Linked DNA regions of Homo sapiens: region 2 is linked to region 1. Evidence: read pairs that join two places in POLR2A ChIA-PET (ENCODE). Cell type or tissue: K562. All regions are shown on one strand.

Region 1 (8,000 bases):
TGGGCCTTTGGCCACAGACTGAAGGCTGCACGGTCGGCTTCCTTAGTTTTGAGGTTTTGGGACTCAGACTGAGCTACTATTGGCTTCCTTTTTTTTTTTTTATTTTTTTGAGACGGAATCTTGCTCTGTTGCCCAGGCTGGAGTGCAGTGGCGCAATCTCAGCTCACTGCAAACTCCACCTCCCAGGTTCACGCCATTCTCCTGCCTCAGCCTCCCGAGTAGCTGGGACTACAGGCACCTGCCACCACGCTGGGCTAATTTTTTGTATTTTTAGTAGAGACGGGGTTTCACCGTGTTAGCCAGGATGGTCTCAATCTCCTGATCTCGTGATCCGCCTGCCTCGGCCTCCCAAAGTGCTGGGATTACAGGCGTGGGCCACCTCGCCGGGCCTTTTTTTTGAGACTGAGTTTCGCTCCTGTTGCACAGGCTGGAGTGTAGTGGCACTATCTCGGCTCACTGCAACCTCTGCCTCCCAGGTTCAAGCAATTGTCCTGCCTCAGCCTCCCGAGTAGCTGGGATTACAGGCGCATGCCACCATGCCCCGCTAATTTTTGTTTATTTTAGTAGAGACAGTGTTTCATCATATTGGTCAGGTTGGTCTTGAAATCCTGACCTCAGGTGATCCGCCCGCCTTGGCCTCCAAAAGTGTTGGGATTGTAGGCATGAGCCACCATGCCCAGCCCACTATTGGCTTCCTTGCTCCTCGATTTGTAGATGGTCTATCATGGGACCTCACTTTGTGATCATGTGAGTCAATTCTCCTTAATAAACTCTCTTTGGCCAGGTGAGGTGGCTCACACTTGTAATCCCAGCACTTTGGGAGGCCGAGGCAGGCAGATCACAAGGTCAGGAGTTACAGACCAGCCTCACCACCATGGTGAAACCTTGTCTCTACTAAAAAAAAAATACAAAACTTAGCCAGGTATGGTGGGGTGCGCCTGTAATCCCAGTTACTCAGGAGGCTGAGGCAGGAGAATTGCTTGAACATGGGAGGTAGAGGTTGCAGTGAGCCGATATTGCTCCACTGCACTCCAGCCTGGGCAACAGAGCAAGATTCCATCTCAAAAAAAGTTTTAAAAAATTAAATAAAATAAAAATAAACTCCCTTTCATATATACATATGTCCTATTAGTTCTGTCCCTCTAGAGAACCCTGACTAATACAGATTTTGGTACCATGTCGGCCAGGCTGGTCTTAAACTCCTGATCTCAAGTGATTCGCCTGCCTTGGCCTCCCAAAGTGCTGGGATTACAGGCATGAGCCACTGTGCCCGGGCTGTGTTGATTTATTTTATTTTATTTTATTTTATTTTATTTTATTTTATTTTATTTTATTTTATTTTTATGTGACGGAGTATCCCTGGAGTGCAGTGGCACGATCTCAGCTCACTGCAACCTCTGCCTTCTGGGATCAAGCAATTCTCCTGCCTCAGCCTCCTGAGTAGCTGGGATTACAGGCGCCCGCCACCATGCCTGGCTAATTTTTGTATTTTTAGCAGAGATGGGGTTTCACCATGTTAGCCAGCTGGTCTTGAACTCCTGACCTCAAGTGATCCACTCACCTCAGCCTCCCAAACTGCTGGGATTATAGGCATGAGCCACCATGACTGGCCCACACCTAGCTAATTTTATAAATTATTTGTAGAGATATCTTTAGGTCTTGAACTCCTGGCATCAAGGGATCCTCTCACCTTGGCTTCCCATAGTGCTGGGATTACAGGTGTGAGCCATAGCAATGGTCTTTATTATTATTATTATTATTGTTATTTTGAATTATTGTCTGGCAGCCTCTTGGGCCAGAGTAGACTCAGAGAGACTCCCGATATATATTTTTTAATAATAGCTATCCTAATGGGTGTGAAGTGCCATCTCATTATGGTTTTGACTTGCATTTTCCTAATGATTAGTGATGCTGAGCATCTTTTCATGTGCTTATTGGCCATCTTTGGAGAAATGTCTATACAGGTCCTTTTGCCCATTATTGAACTGGGCTGGGTTTGTGTTGTTGTTGTTGAGTTATGAGTTCCTTATGTATTATGGATATTAATCCCTTATCAGATATATTATTTACAAATATGTTCTCTGATTCTGTGGATTGTCTTTCCACTCTGTTGATAGTGTCCTTTGATGTACAAGGGTTTTCTTTCTTTCTTTTTTTTTTTTTTCTGAGACGGAGTTTCGCTCTTGTCCAGGCTGGAGTGCAATGACGCTATCTCGGCTCACTGCAACCTCTGCCTCCTGGATGCAAGCGATTCTCCTGCCTCAGCCTCCCGAGTAGCTGGGATTACAGGCATGCACCACCATGCCCGGCTAAATTTTTTGTATTTTTAGTAGAGACAGGGTTTCACCATATTGTCCAGGTTGGTCCTGACCTTCTGACCTCATGATCTGCCCACCTCAGCCTCCCAAAGTGCTGGGAGCCACCATGCCCGGCTATTTTTTTTTTTTTTTTTTTGAGACAGAGTCTCACTCTGTTGCCCAGGCTGGAGTGCAGTAGCACGATCTCGGCTCACAGCAACACCGCCTCCCGGTGCAAGCAATTCTCCTGCCTCAGCCTCCCAAGTAGCTGGGATTACAAGCGCCTGACACCAGGCCTGGCTAATTTTTGTATTTTTAGGAGCGACGGGGTTTCACCATGTTGGCTAGGCTGGTCTCCAACCCCTGACCTCAGGTGATCCGCCCACCTCGGCCTCCCAAAGTGCTGGGATTACAGGCGTGAGCCACCGCACGCGGCCGGGTTTTTCATTTTAATTTTAAAATTAATGTTAACATTTTAAAATTTGATGAGGACCAATTTATTTTTTGTTGCTTGTAAACCATTGTTTATATCCAAGAAATCACTGACAAATTCGATGTCATTTTCCCCTGTGTTTTCTCTAAGAGTTTTATAGTTTAAGGTCTTACATTTAGGTCTTTAATCTTTTTTTTTTTTTTTTTTTTGAGACGGAGTTTTGCTCTTGTTGCCCAGGCTGGAGTGCAATGGTGCGGTCTCGGCTCACTGCAACCTCCGCCTCCTGGGTTCAAGCAATTCTCCTGCCTCAGCCTCCTGAGTAACTGGGATTACAGGCATACTCCACCACGCCTGGCTAATTTTGTATTTTTAGTTAGAGAAGGGGTTTCTCCATGTTGGTCAGGCTGGTCTTGAAATCCCGACTTCAGGTGATCCGCCCACCTCGGCCTCTAGGAGTGCTGGGATTACAGGCGTGAGCCACTGCGCCCGGCCTTGAATTAATCTTTTGTGTATGGTATAAGGTATAGAAAAAGTTTGCTAAGGCCTGGTGAAGGTAATTTCAATTTCCTCTGCTTCATAAAATAACATTGCAGGCCGGGCGCGATGGCCACGCCTGTAATCCTAGCACTCCTAGAGGCCGAGGTGGGCGGATCACCAGATGAAGAGATGGAGACCATCCTGGCCAACATGGTGAACCCGTCTCTACCAAAAATGCAAAAATTAGCTGGGCGCGGAGGCGCACGCCTGTAGTCCCAGCCATTCGGGGGGCTGAGGCAGGTCTCCTAAAGTCAGGGACTAGGTCTATTCCATTTGCTGCTATACTGTAACACAGTTGCCAAATAATTTCCTCATACGCGCGCCACCACGCACGTATAATTTTTAAATTCTTTTGTTGGTGGGGCCTTCCTGCTTTGTTGCTTAAGCTAGCCTCCCACACGAGAACACGCAGGGTTATCCCACTTCCACTTCTTAAGTGCTAGGATACAGGTCTGAATTACCTTGCTAATTAGGTCACCTGCGGTTCATACAAATAACTATGCAGCCTCTAAAAAAAAAAAAAAACACACACAGAATCTCTTTTCAGTTACAAAAAGCACCACTTACTCCAAACGCGTAATATTTCGCCTAACATATAACAGTAAAGAAAGGGCGCCGGGACCAACGATCACCAGCTGCCCAAATACCAAAAAATTATGCTTCCGAAATCTCTTGATGTCGATTCCGCACGCAGAGCAATCGAGTTGCCCTACGTGTGCCACTCACGACAGAAGCCCTTTTTGCTTTCTCTGTCACCAAAGCAGGGTGGCAGTGTTACCAAATCCATTTTTTGGTAAAGGTGAACACAAAATCCAAGCAACTCTTTATTTCAACTTCCTGAAGTTGAAGAGCGAATTCCATTTCTTCTGAACTGAAAGGAAGACTTCACAAGGAGAATCTGGAATTTGTCCTTTCGATTTTTTAGTTAGAAGAAAAAAATGTAGTGAGTTGATATGCAAATATACTCAGGGCTTGCTGGGAATGTGCTGGCGGGCACCGAGGGAGTGGCGGGGAAGAGCGGCTGCGCGAGCGAGGGAGGAACCGCTCCTTCCGGTTGCAGTAAGTGCTGGGTCTTTCTTGTCAACTGCTCACGACAGAAGGCGTCTCATGGCGTTGGAATACCGGCTCTCAGCGGCTGTAGGTATCTGACTGGGGAAGACAAGAATCACAACCTATCCAAATTGAAAATGTGTAACTTGTGCCACCCCTAGCCACCACCTTGGAGCAGCCCAGGCAGGCGTGCAGTGGAAGCACAAGGTCACAAGGTCACGCATAAGCTGATTGTCATGGTGTGTTCATATTGTGGCATGCTATATGCTGCACTTCGAAGGAGTATTAGAATTTTTTTTTTTTAAATCGAGTGAAAAGAGTTGTAGAATAAGGTACAGCATAGCATTAATGTGAAAAATGAAATACTGTACCTCAGATGACTGAAGTAGATCTTTATCAACACAATTTTTTTTTTTTTGAGACGGAGTCTCGCTCTGTCGCCCAGGCTGCAGTGCAGTGGCGCGATATCGGCTCACCGCAAGCTCCACCTCCTGGGTTCACGCCATTCTCCTGCCTCAGCCTCCCAAGTAGCTAGGACTACAGGCCCCTGCCACCATGCCCGGCTAATTTTTTGTATTTTTAGTAGAGACGGGGGTTTCACCATGTTAGCCAGGATGGTCTCGATCTCCTGACTTTGTGATCCGCCCGCCTCAGCCTCCCAGAGTGCTGGGATTATAGGCGTGAGCCACCGTGCCCGGCCTGTTCCCATTTTTTTTATGGATAATGATGGACGGGTGCTGTGGGTCATGCCTGTAATCCCAACACTTTGAGAGCCCAGGAGTTTGAGACCACAATGGGCAACATATAGAGACCTCGTCCCTACCCCAAAATAAAATATTAACTGGGCATCGTGGCATGGGCCTGTGGTCCCAGCTACCCCAAAGGCTGAGGCAGAAGGATTGCTTGAGCCAGGGAAGTCAAGGCTACAGTGAGCCATAATCATGCCACTGCACTCCAGCCTAGGTGACAGATGAAGATCTTGTCTCAAGAAAATAAAAAAAAAACAATATGTGACAATTGTAAAGAAATTGAAACAGCACAGAGATGTTATAAAATGTGAAAATGCTTCCTCCAAACTGTGAACAGTTTAGTGTTTATCTTGCCAGACTGCTTTCTATGTATGTACACATCGTATATATATAAAAATAAATGTTTTCAGGCCAGGCATGGTGGCTCATGCCTGTAATCCCAGCACTTTGGGAAGCTGAGGTGGGTGGATCACCTAAGATCAGGAGTTTGAGACCAGCCTGGCCAACATGGTGAAACCCTGTCTCTATTAAAAATACAAAAAATTGGCCGGGTGCGGTGGCTCACGCCTGTAATCCCAGCACTTTGAGAGGCCGAGGTGGGCAGATCACTAGGTCAGAAGATCGAGACCATCCTGGCTAACACGGTGAAACCCCGTCTCTACTAAAAATACAAAAAATTAGCCGGGTGTGGTGGCGGGTGCCTGTAGTCCCAGCTACTCGGGAGGCTGAGGCAGGAGAATGGCGTGAACCCAGGAGGTGGAGCTTGCGGTGAGCCGAGATTGCACCACTGCACTCCAGCCTGGGCGACAGAGTGAGACTCTGTCTCAAAAAAAAAAAAAAAAAAAATTGGCCGAGTGTGGTGGCAGGTGCCTGTAATCCTAGCTACTAGGGAGCTGAGGCAGGAGAATCACTTGAACCTGGGAGGCAGAGGTTGCAGCGAGCCGAGACTGTGCCATTGCACTCCAGCTTGGGCAACAAGAGCGAACTCCGTCTCAAAAAAAAATAAATAAATAATAAAGTAAAATGTTTTCAACACAAAATATAGACTGTTAGGTATTTTACTTTCTTTAATATATTTTAATAATACATGGAGTTCCCTGCTCTTTACAAAGTAGAAGTCACAAGAGAAAGGAGATAAATAAACAGCTCTTACATTGTAATAGGAAGCAGATGTGTTGTATAAACTTGTGAGAAGCCCAGAGATGGTGCTGTCAATTGCTCTTCCTATCATCCACCAGTGTTATCTCTCTCTCTGTCTTTTTTCCTGAGACAGTGTGTTGCTCTGTTGTCCAGGCTGGAATGCAGTGGTGCAATCATAGCTCACTGCAGCCTGGAACTCCTAGGCTCAAGCAGATCCTCCTGCCTGTCAGTCTCCTGAGTGGCTGGGACTACAGGTACACACCACCATGCTGAGGCTAATTTTTTTTTTTTTTTTTTAGAGACAGTGTCTCCCTATCTTGCCCAGGCCGGTCAAACTCCTGGGCTCAAGCAGTCCTCCTGCTGCGCCTCCCAAAGTGTTGGGATTACAGGTGTAAAGCCACCACATCTGACCTTATCTCTCTTTTTTTTTTTTTTCCCAGACAGTCTCACTCTGTTGCCCAGGTTGGAGTGCAGTGGCACGATCTCGGCTCGCTTCAACCTCTACCACCCAGGTTTAAGCGATTCTCATGCCTCAGCCTCCTGAGTAGCTTGGGACTACAGGCACGCGCCACTACACCCGGCTAATTTTTAAAATATTTTTAGTAGGTTTCACCCTGTTGGCCAGGCTGGTCTCAAACTCCTAACCTCAAGTGATCCACCTGCCTCGGCCTCCCAAAATGCTGGGATTACAGGCGTGAGCCACAGTGCCTGGCCTGGCCTTATCTGTTTTTTTGTTGTTGTTGTAGTTTTGTTTGAGATGGAGTCTTGCTCCCGTCACGCAGGCTGGAGTGCACTGGCTCAATCTCCGCTCACTGCAACCTCCACCTCCCGGGTTCCAGCGATTCTCCTTCCGCAGCCTCCTGAGTAGCTGGGGTCACAGGCGTGCACCACCACGCCCAGCTAATTTTTGTATTTTTAGTAGAGATAGGGTTTCACTATTTTGGCCAGGATGATCTCTATCTCCTGACCTCGTGATCCTCCTGCCTCAGCCTCCCAAAGTGCTGGGATTACAGGCGTGAGCCAGGGTGTCCAGTCCTTATCTCTTAAAGAAAAAAAAAAAAAAGAAGAGGCCGGGCGCAGTGGCTCCTGCCTGTAATCCCAGCATTTTGGGAGGCCAAGGCAGGCGGATCACGAGGTCAGGAGATCGAGACCATCCTGGCTAACATGGTGAAACCCCATCTCTACTAAAAATACAAAAAATTAGCCGGGCGCGGTGGCGGGCGCCTGTAGTCCCAGCTACTTGGGAGGCTGAGGCAGGAGAATGGCATGAACCTGGGAGGCGGAACTTGCAGTGAGCCGAGATAGCTCCACTGCAGTCCGGCCTGGGTGAAACAGCGAGACTCCGTCTCAAAAAAAAAAAAAAGAAAATTCATCTACTTGGGAAGCTGAGGTGGAGGAGGATCGCTTGAACACAGGAGTTTGAGGCTGTAGTGAACTATGATTGTGCCACTGCACTCTAGCCCTGGTGACAGAGTGAGACCCTGTATCATTTAACAATCGCCATAATTTCACCGTTCTTCCAACACCTTCCCATTGCATACTGAATATAATCTCAAGTCCCCATCATAGTCTAGGCTAAAAGGTCCAGACTATAACAAACCCCTGCCTACCTCTCCAAACTCATTGTCTTTCCCGGTTACCAAAGCTCCAGCCACCTTGGCCATCTTGGTCCTTGAGTAAGTGTTTTCCTTACTGAAGACCATGGCTCAGGCCATCAGCCAGCTAGATAAGTCTGGCTTATTCCAGTATTCTCTTCTATCACCCTTTTGTGCAGTTGCTAATGGTCTGTTTCCC
Region 2 (8,000 bases), 400 kb after region 1:
TGAATGAATGTGTATGAGTTACTCTCCTCTGTTGAATAACTCCTTAGAATCTTTAAGGCAGTCACTAAATCATTCCCAAAGCTTCATTTACATAGTAACTTTGTGAGAAGAAAAAGCAAAAAATTCTTAGAATTTTTTTTTTCTTTTTTGAGACAGTCTCCCTCTACTCACTCTGTCACCCAGGCTGGAGTGCAGTGATGTGATTATAGCTGACTGTAACCTCAAACTCTTGGGCTCAAACTATCCTCCCAAGTAGCTAGGACTACAGGTGTGCACTATGCTGTCCGGCCAATTTCTTTTTATTTTTTGCAGAGACGGGTCTCAGTATGTTAACCAGGCTGGTCTCAAATTCCCAGTCTCAACTTCCTAAAGTGCTGGGATTACAGGTGTGAGCCACTGAACCTGACCCAAAATTCTTTTTTTTTTTTTTTTGAGACAGAGTCTTGCTCTGTCGCCCAGGCTGGAGTGCAGTGGCGCAATCTTGGCTCACTGTAACCACTGCTTCCTGGATTCAAGCAATTCTCCTATCTCAGCCTCCTGAGTAGCTGGGACTACAGGCACATGCCACCACGCCCAGCTGATTTTTGTATTTTTAGTGGAGACGGGGTTTCACCATGTTGGCCAGGCTGGTCTTGAACTCCTGACCTCAGGTAATCCACTCGCCTCAGCCTCCCAAAGTGCTGGGATTACAGGTGTGAGCCACCGCGCCGGCCTTTTTTTTTTTTTTTTTTTAACACAGGGTCTCAGTCTGTCTCCCAGGCTGGAGTACAGTAGCACAATCACTGTTTACTGCAGCCTCAACCTCCCAGGCTCAGGTGATTCTCCCACCTCAGCCTCCCAAGCAGCTGGGACTATAGGTGCACACCACCACACCTGGCTAATTTTTGTATTTTTTGTAGAGACGAGGTGGGGGGTGGGGGGTGGGGCGGTTCACCACGTTGCCCAGGCTGTTATTGAACTCCTGAGCTCAAGCAATCTGCCCATCTCGGCCTCCCAAAGTGCTGGGATTACAGGTGTGAGCCACCACGCCCAGCCTTGATATTATCTTTTGTGACCTGGTCTCCAAAAAAGAAAAGCCAGGAAGAAGCACAGACATTAAGAGTTACTGAGCTCCAGCAAGAATTCAGGATACATCACTGTCTCAGGTAACTCTCACCACAACGTTGTGAAACAGGCTATTGTGTCTCCATTTGACTGATGAGAAAACTGAGACTCAAGAGGTAACACGTCTGGACCAAGGTCAGATAGGTTAGTAATATGCTGAGTAAGGATTCCAACCCAGGCAGGAATGACTCCTATGCAGAAACTCCACCACTCCATTGATGAGACAAACACATGAATATGTAAGAAGCCGGCTGGCAAAAGGAACTGATGCTTAAAGCAGATATATTAATTGGAAGTGAGAAACATAACTGTCAAGCGACCTGTAATTGAGAGGCCAGGGCATTCCTCTTTGTAGGAGAGCCTTTACTGAAAGGCAAATTTATCATCTGAAGGTGGCTAAGGCAGCTGGAATCTGAGCAAGTGAAAGGACGAATTATTGAACTGCTCTACTCAGCAACTATCTGCTGGTCAGGGCTCCAGTTCCTTCCTTCCTTTTTTCATTCAATAAATATTTATTTACCATCTTGTGTGTACCAGGCACTGTGCCTGGCTCTGGGAAATCCAGTGGTGAAGCTAGCAGCCTAGCAGGGCATGGCAGGGTGCCACTGGCTGGGCACATTCCTCCCCTCCCCACTGCCTTGTATTTTTGGTTGGGTAAAGATCTCCTTCTTCTGTTGCCACACTCTCAACTCTTGCATCAGCTATGTTGAGGCCACTGATTGGCCAGCTATTTATATTCCTCAATCACCTTCCAGTCCCAAAGATACACCTACCTAGACTGGATTTGAAATGTTTTTGAGATGTCTTCAGCCTTAGATCCATTTCAGATTATGACCCTAATATGATTGTCATCTGTTCTGTATTCATTCTTCCTGAATTAGTTTTCTAGTCTCAAATTCTGAGATCACTTTACTATAATGACCTTGTAATGGGACCATTCGGGGGGCTGTGATTTATCACCCCAGATGTCATTTTCTGAGCTCTTCTTATTGTTTCCCCCCTCCCCACCCACTAATCTCAGATACAATTCCTGCCCAGGGGGAACTTTCAGGAAAGAAGTTCCACTCCAATTGGTTTGATAAAGCCAAAGAAGACCCATCCTTCAAGGCTTAGTCACACATTAATTCAATTACTCATGAAGCAGGCATTGTGCTAGGTGGGGAGGGAGGTCCTTCCTGCACAGAGCTGACAGGTGCCGAGCTGTCAAGCTACACAACCAAAATTGTCCTTTGGAGTTGTGCATTAGCAGGCAGTACAACCACAGACTCCCAGAAACAAAGCCAACTATCTCCTAAGAGCACTTCCCAGGAGTCAGGCAATTCGGGTGCCAGCTTTTAGCCAAGTAACCCAAACTGAATTTTTTTTTTCCAGCTCTTTGAATCTGTTTCCCTATCTGTAAAACAAAGAAATAGAAATTAGCTCTAAACTTGCAGAGTCATTATGGAGAGAACTGGTGCCATAAAGAACTGGCAGTGTATATAATTCGTCTTCTCGATTGCATACTGAGGACAGAAATCTTCAGGTTTGGAAACGTTTACCCTTCTTAAATGCAAAAACTAACGCACTGGGTGCTTTTGGGCAAATTGCTTGGTTGATTTAGTTTAGTTTTGTCGGCTGAGTGGTTCCTCAACGCCCCCTGCAGGCCAGATCCTGCTATAGCTAAGTCAGAATGGAGTAGGAAAGGGCTGGCCCAAACCGTTTTGAGTTTATAGGATTGTTAGGGTCCATGTCACCGCCTGAAGGTCTTGAAAAGAGGCCAGGCAACAGCTAAGTAAAGGTCTGTGGTTGCTGAAGATTCCCCCTGCTGCCAGCAAGGACCAGAGTCCTAAAATACTTCACAGCCCGAATGCACTTTCCATTGTTTTGGCTTACTACCTCTCTTACAAGGCAGGAAGCCTCAGGTCGAGAGAGAGGAATTTGCCCAAGGTTCCCTAGGAAGTTGGCCACAGAGTGGAGACTAGAATCTCGAGGTCCAGGGCTACCTACACCTTAATAGGCTGCCCCAGGAGAGAAGCCTCACATTTTCAGAAAGAACAACTTCTCCCTTTCCTCTGGTCTCCCTTCCTTCCCCAACCCTCCACTCCTAGAGGCTCTATACATCCTATTCTCAGAGAACCACCCTGAGGCTTGTCCCTGGAGCAACGCCTCTGGCCTCCCACCATCCTGTCCTACCTTTCCCTATCCCCAGCGGAATTCTGTACCCCGACCCCCTCCCTAAAAAGGCCACACTTGGAATCAGGATATCGGAGTTGAAGGTTCCAGTTCCAACCCTTTCTTTGTGAACCTCAGCAAAACACTTCACTTCTCTGAACCCGTTTCCTGTTTTTTTGTTTTTGTTTTTCTTTTATTACGTTTTTGTTTTTCTGAGACAGGTCTCGTTCTGTTGCCCAGGCTGGAGTGCAGTGGCGCGATCATAGCTCACTTAAGTTTGGAGCTCCTGGGTCCTCTCACCTCAGCCTTCCGAGTAGCTGGGTCTACAGGACTGCATGTTAAATGTTAAATGGGGCAATAGTTTACCTCCACCGTTCTATTGTGAGAATGAGAGCTTATGCATGGAAACCCCTTAACAAGGCTTGATGCAGATGAAGTGCTCAATAAACTGTAGATTATCTATATTTTTACTGTTATTTTGAAGGATCTGGCTCAGTGACTGGCTGATAGTGGTGGGTGTTCAAGAAAGGTGCCTACAACCATTAATATTAAAAGTTTGGCGCACATAGCCTGGCATTTAGTTGCAGTTTAATAAACTGTGGCTAGTATTGTTTTTTTGACCCCAGGACGCCCAGTGCGGTTTCAGCGTTAACAACTCCTTAGCGAAAATTGCAGAACAGACTTTTCGCTCAGCAACAGGCTCCTCTTACGTAAACCGCACCGGCCAATGAGCAGGAAGATGGGCGGGGTTTCTTGGCAGCCAATAGTAGCCCGCAGCGGCGCGCAGGATAGGCCCAGGCTGGTTTCCAGGCTGCGTACGGAAACGAATCCCCGGGGCTCTTTGACTGGGGGCGAGTCTTCGAAGTCGCCAGGCTCTGCCTATCAACCGGGTCCTGATTGGTGCAGGCTGTGGCGGTCCGCCCCTGACTCCGTCTAGCCCCGCTCCGCGAGAAGAGGCTGAACTGCCCCATCTGCTTCTAATTTCTTTCTTTCTTTCTTTCTTTCTTTTTTTCCCCTCTTTTCCTTTTCTTCTTTTAAATATACGTTTGGAAATTTGCCGGGCGTGGTGGCGGGCGCCTGTAATCCCAGCTACTCGGGAGGCTGAGGCAGGAGAATCGCTTGAATCCGGGAGACGGAGGTTGCAGTGAGCCGAGAACGCGCCACTACACTCCAGCCTGGACGACGAGAGTGATACTCCGTCTCAGTCAATCAATCAATCAATCAATCGTTTGATTTTCGTTTTATGCTTTTACTTCCAAATTTATATTTATTGCAAAAAATGTGGAATATAACAAAGTGTAAAGGTGAAACTGAAATAACCCGAAATTATATTTCCCCCTCTGTGGTTTTTTTTTTTCCGTCTCTGTGTTTTTCAATGTTTTTCAGGCCTTCTGTCTTGAGCTCGTATTACTGCTGTTCACTGATGTATTGTAAAAGCGTAAAACCGGACGTGACCCAAATGTCTATCAAAGGAGACTGATGAGAGAAATAAACGGATTTGTTCACACAACGGCTTCTACAGCAAAGAAACAGAAGGTAGCTCCAAGTGCTCTGAAATGGAAAGGTATGCAGGATTTCCTGTTAGGTTAAAACAGAACGAAGCAAAAACCGAGGTTGCGCAATGATACATATAGAACAGTCTCATAGTTGTATACATAGTTACACAGAGGAAACAAAGATCTGGAAAGATGTGTAGTTTGCACCTGTTACCATTGGTTAGCTCTGGGGTGGACGGAGAAGGGAGAAGTTTTAAGATTCTTTATATAATACACTTATTTAATATCTATCTATGTGCTAAGTTGTATTACATTTGTTGTTTTTTAAAGAGATCCTTTTAAACAGAGAAGGGAGAACTCCCTCAAATCCCAATTGCACTACAAAGAGAAACCAACATGTTGGTTATTTTTATAGCATATAAGTTTATATACCGTATTAATAATGTATAGCTATATAGCCTGCTTTTTCCACTTAGCACATTTCATAATTTTTGTAATATTAAATATTCCTTAAATATAATTGTTAATGGTTGCAGACTATTCATGTATGCTATAATTTATTAATCCTTATTGAGAACATTTAGGGTTTTCTTCCCAATTTTTCACATATTTCAAGATGAGATAAAACTCTTAAATAATTATATTCCTGATTAATTAAATTCCTAGAAAAATTCGTGAGTTGAAGACTATGAACAAATAAATTTAAGGCTTTTTTTTTTTTAAGAGAGGGAGTATTGCTGTGTTGCCCAGGTTGGTCTCAAACTCCTGGGCTCACATGATCCTCCTGCTTCAGCCTCTGGGGTAGCTGGGACTACAGGCCACTGCACCAGACTTTAACACTCTTGGGCCAGGCACGGTGGCTCATGCCTGTAATCCCAGCACTTTGGGAGGCTGAGGTGGGCGGATCACCTGAGGTCAGGAGTTTGAAACCAGCCTGACCAACATGGGGAAACCCCGTCTCTACTAAAAGTACAAAATTAGCCGGACGTGGTGGCACATGCCTGTAATCCCAGCTACTCGGGAGGCTGAGGCAGGAGAATCGCTTGAACCCGGGAGGCAGAGGTTGCGGTGAGCCGAGATCGCGCCATTGCACTCCAGCCTGGGCAATAAGAGCAAAACTCCATCTCAAAACAAAACAAAACAAAACAAAAAACCCAAAAAACAAAAGACTCTTAATGCTAATTGTAAAACTTTTTTTTTTTTTTTGAGATGGAGTCTCCCTCTGTCGCCCAGGCTGGAGTGCAGTGGGGCTATCTCGGCTCACCACAACCTCCACCTCCCAGGTTCAAGTGATTCTCCTGCCTCAGCCTCTCGAGTAGCTGGGACTACAGGCACGTGCCACTACGCCCGGCTAATTTTTTGTATTTTTAGTAGTGACAGGGTTTCACCGTGTTAGCCAGGATGGTCTTCATCTCCTGACCTCGTGATCTGCCTGCCTCGGCCTCCCAAAGTGCTGGAATTACAGGCGTGAGCCACCACGCCTGGCCGAAACTCTTGAAAGTTTGTTTCTGTGAACATTATTGATGCCTAAGATGGGCCTGTGCTATCCTTGTGGGGGTGTCGGTGTGTGTGAGAACAGAGCTGAGTAATGGCCAAAATCTGGCTGCCAGGATCAGACAGGTGACAAGAGAGGCAAATATAAATAGCTCAGATAAGCAAAGACATCCAAAAATACTCTGACCCAGACACTTCCGGGCACAAAACTCTTTCTGTCTTGCATTGTCCTGGTTGTACTTGGACATGCGATGGGTCAGAATTTGGTTTACTTAATATATATTATTCAGTCTTCTGGGTTTGAAGAATTTACTAAGATTTTAAAATCTCCAATTTATGATTTCCCTTGGAAAACAGGAAGTTCTGGTAACACTGAGACTGCATTCGAGGGTCCCACAAACCAGACTTGGTTTCTCACTTCCCGTAACAGTAACGAATGGAAGACTTGATGATTTACATTACCTGCCTGGCCCCTGTAGCAACTTGAGTTCAAAACTGTTGGACAGGGTCATGATTCCTTAACATGGTATTCAAAGCTTCATGATTGGCTGGGTGCGGTGGCTCACAGTTGTAATCCCACCACTTTGGGAGGCCGAGATGGGTGGACCACTTGAGGTCCAGGTTCGAGACCAGCCTGGCCAACATGGTGAAACCCCGTCTCTACTAAAAATACAAAAAAATTAGCTGGGGTGGTGGCAGATGCCTGTAGTCCCAGCTATTCTGGAGGCTGAGGCAGGAGAATTGCTTGAATCTGGGAGGCGGAGGTGGAAGTGAGCTGAGATTGTGCCACTGCACTCCAGCCTGGGTGACAGGGTGAGACTCTGTCTCAAAAAAAAAAAAGGAAAAAAAAAAAAGCTCCTTGATAGTCTTGTGCTTTCCCCCTTTCATCTTTGTTTCCTTCCACTCTTGCTCACCCTTGCTCACACACACACTTCCTCAAGGTAAAAGTGTAAGGCAGGCAGAATGAGACTTAACAACTAGCATTTCTTATGTCATTATCCAGCCTTTTCTAACTAACACATTTGCTTGTTCACTCATTAACTTGAGGCATTTATTTTTCTTGATAAGACCAGGCCAAAGTCAGCCAATTGGATCAAACCAAATGGAATGGAGTGTCCAGAAGTAGAAATTTTGCTGCTACAGGGTGTGTGCAACTTCACATACAGCTCTTGCCCCTTATTTCCTGTGTCTTTCCTGCTTGCTCACTCTGCTCCAGCTATACTGGTCACTTTGTTGTTCTTTTATTTCTTATTTTAGACAGGTTCTTGCTTTGTTGCCCAGGCTGGTGTGCAGTTGTGCAATCATAGTTCACTGTAACCTCAAACTTCTGGGCTCAGGTGATACTCCTGCCTCAGCCTCTGGAGTAACTGGGACTACATCTGAATGCCATCAAATCCAGCTACTTAAAAAAATTTTTTTTTTTTAGGCCAGGCACGGTGGCTTACGCCTGTAATCCCAGCACTTTGGGAGGCCGAGGCGGGTGGATCACTTGAGGTCGGGAGTTCAAGAACAGCCTGACCAACATGAAGAAACCCCATCTTCACTAAAAATACAAAATTAGCTGGGCGTGTTGGTGTAATTCCAGCTACTTGGGAGGCTGAGGCAGGATAATCACTTGAACCTGGAAGGTGAGGTTGCGGTGAGCCGAGATTGTGCCATTGCACTCCCGCTTAGGCAACAAGACTGAAACTCCTCTCAAAAAAAAAAAGAAGAAAAATTTAAAGATTTTGAGCTGGGCGTGGTGGCTCACACCTG

The links. ChIA-PET counts read pairs that join two places held together with the same protein. Peaks named below come from ENCODE experiments on the same cell type or tissue, not always from the same donor. Only the 100,000 strongest peaks of a DNase experiment are listed, where the experiment ranks them.
Region 2: POLR2A ChIA-PET joins it to region 1 with 15 read pairs; 22 of 35 experiments call an interaction of 5 or more read pairs at or near these places.

What each region holds. Positions count from the first base shown.
Region 1 is chr1:28,644,609-28,652,608 of GRCh38, reverse strand. TAF12-DT (TAF12 divergent transcript) reads right to left here. Exons shown (of 2, transcript NR_146730.1): 2 at 3,808-4,416. RNU11 (RNA, U11 small nuclear) reads right to left here and starts at 4,009; the gene lies at 3,875-4,009. It also overlaps a transcript of TAF12 not described here. RefSeq lists an enhancer at 6,991-7,490 and a silencer at 7,698-7,992. In K562, a CTCF peak has its summit at 3,783; DNase peaks (open chromatin) are centred at 3,668, 3,858, 4,268 and 7,908; H3K4me3 peaks cover 1,429 bases.
Region 2 is chr1:28,243,395-28,251,394 of GRCh38, reverse strand. No RefSeq gene overlaps it. Among named protein-coding and RNA genes, the nearest start is that of ATP5IF1, 11 kb to the right of the region's middle. RefSeq lists enhancers at 281-1,154, 2,793-2,992, 4,234-4,403, 5,212-5,711. In K562, a CTCF peak has its summit at 2,737 (motif pointing left); DNase peaks (open chromatin) are centred at 1,824, 2,272, 2,764, 4,084 and 1 weaker place; H3K4me3 peaks cover 1,334 bases.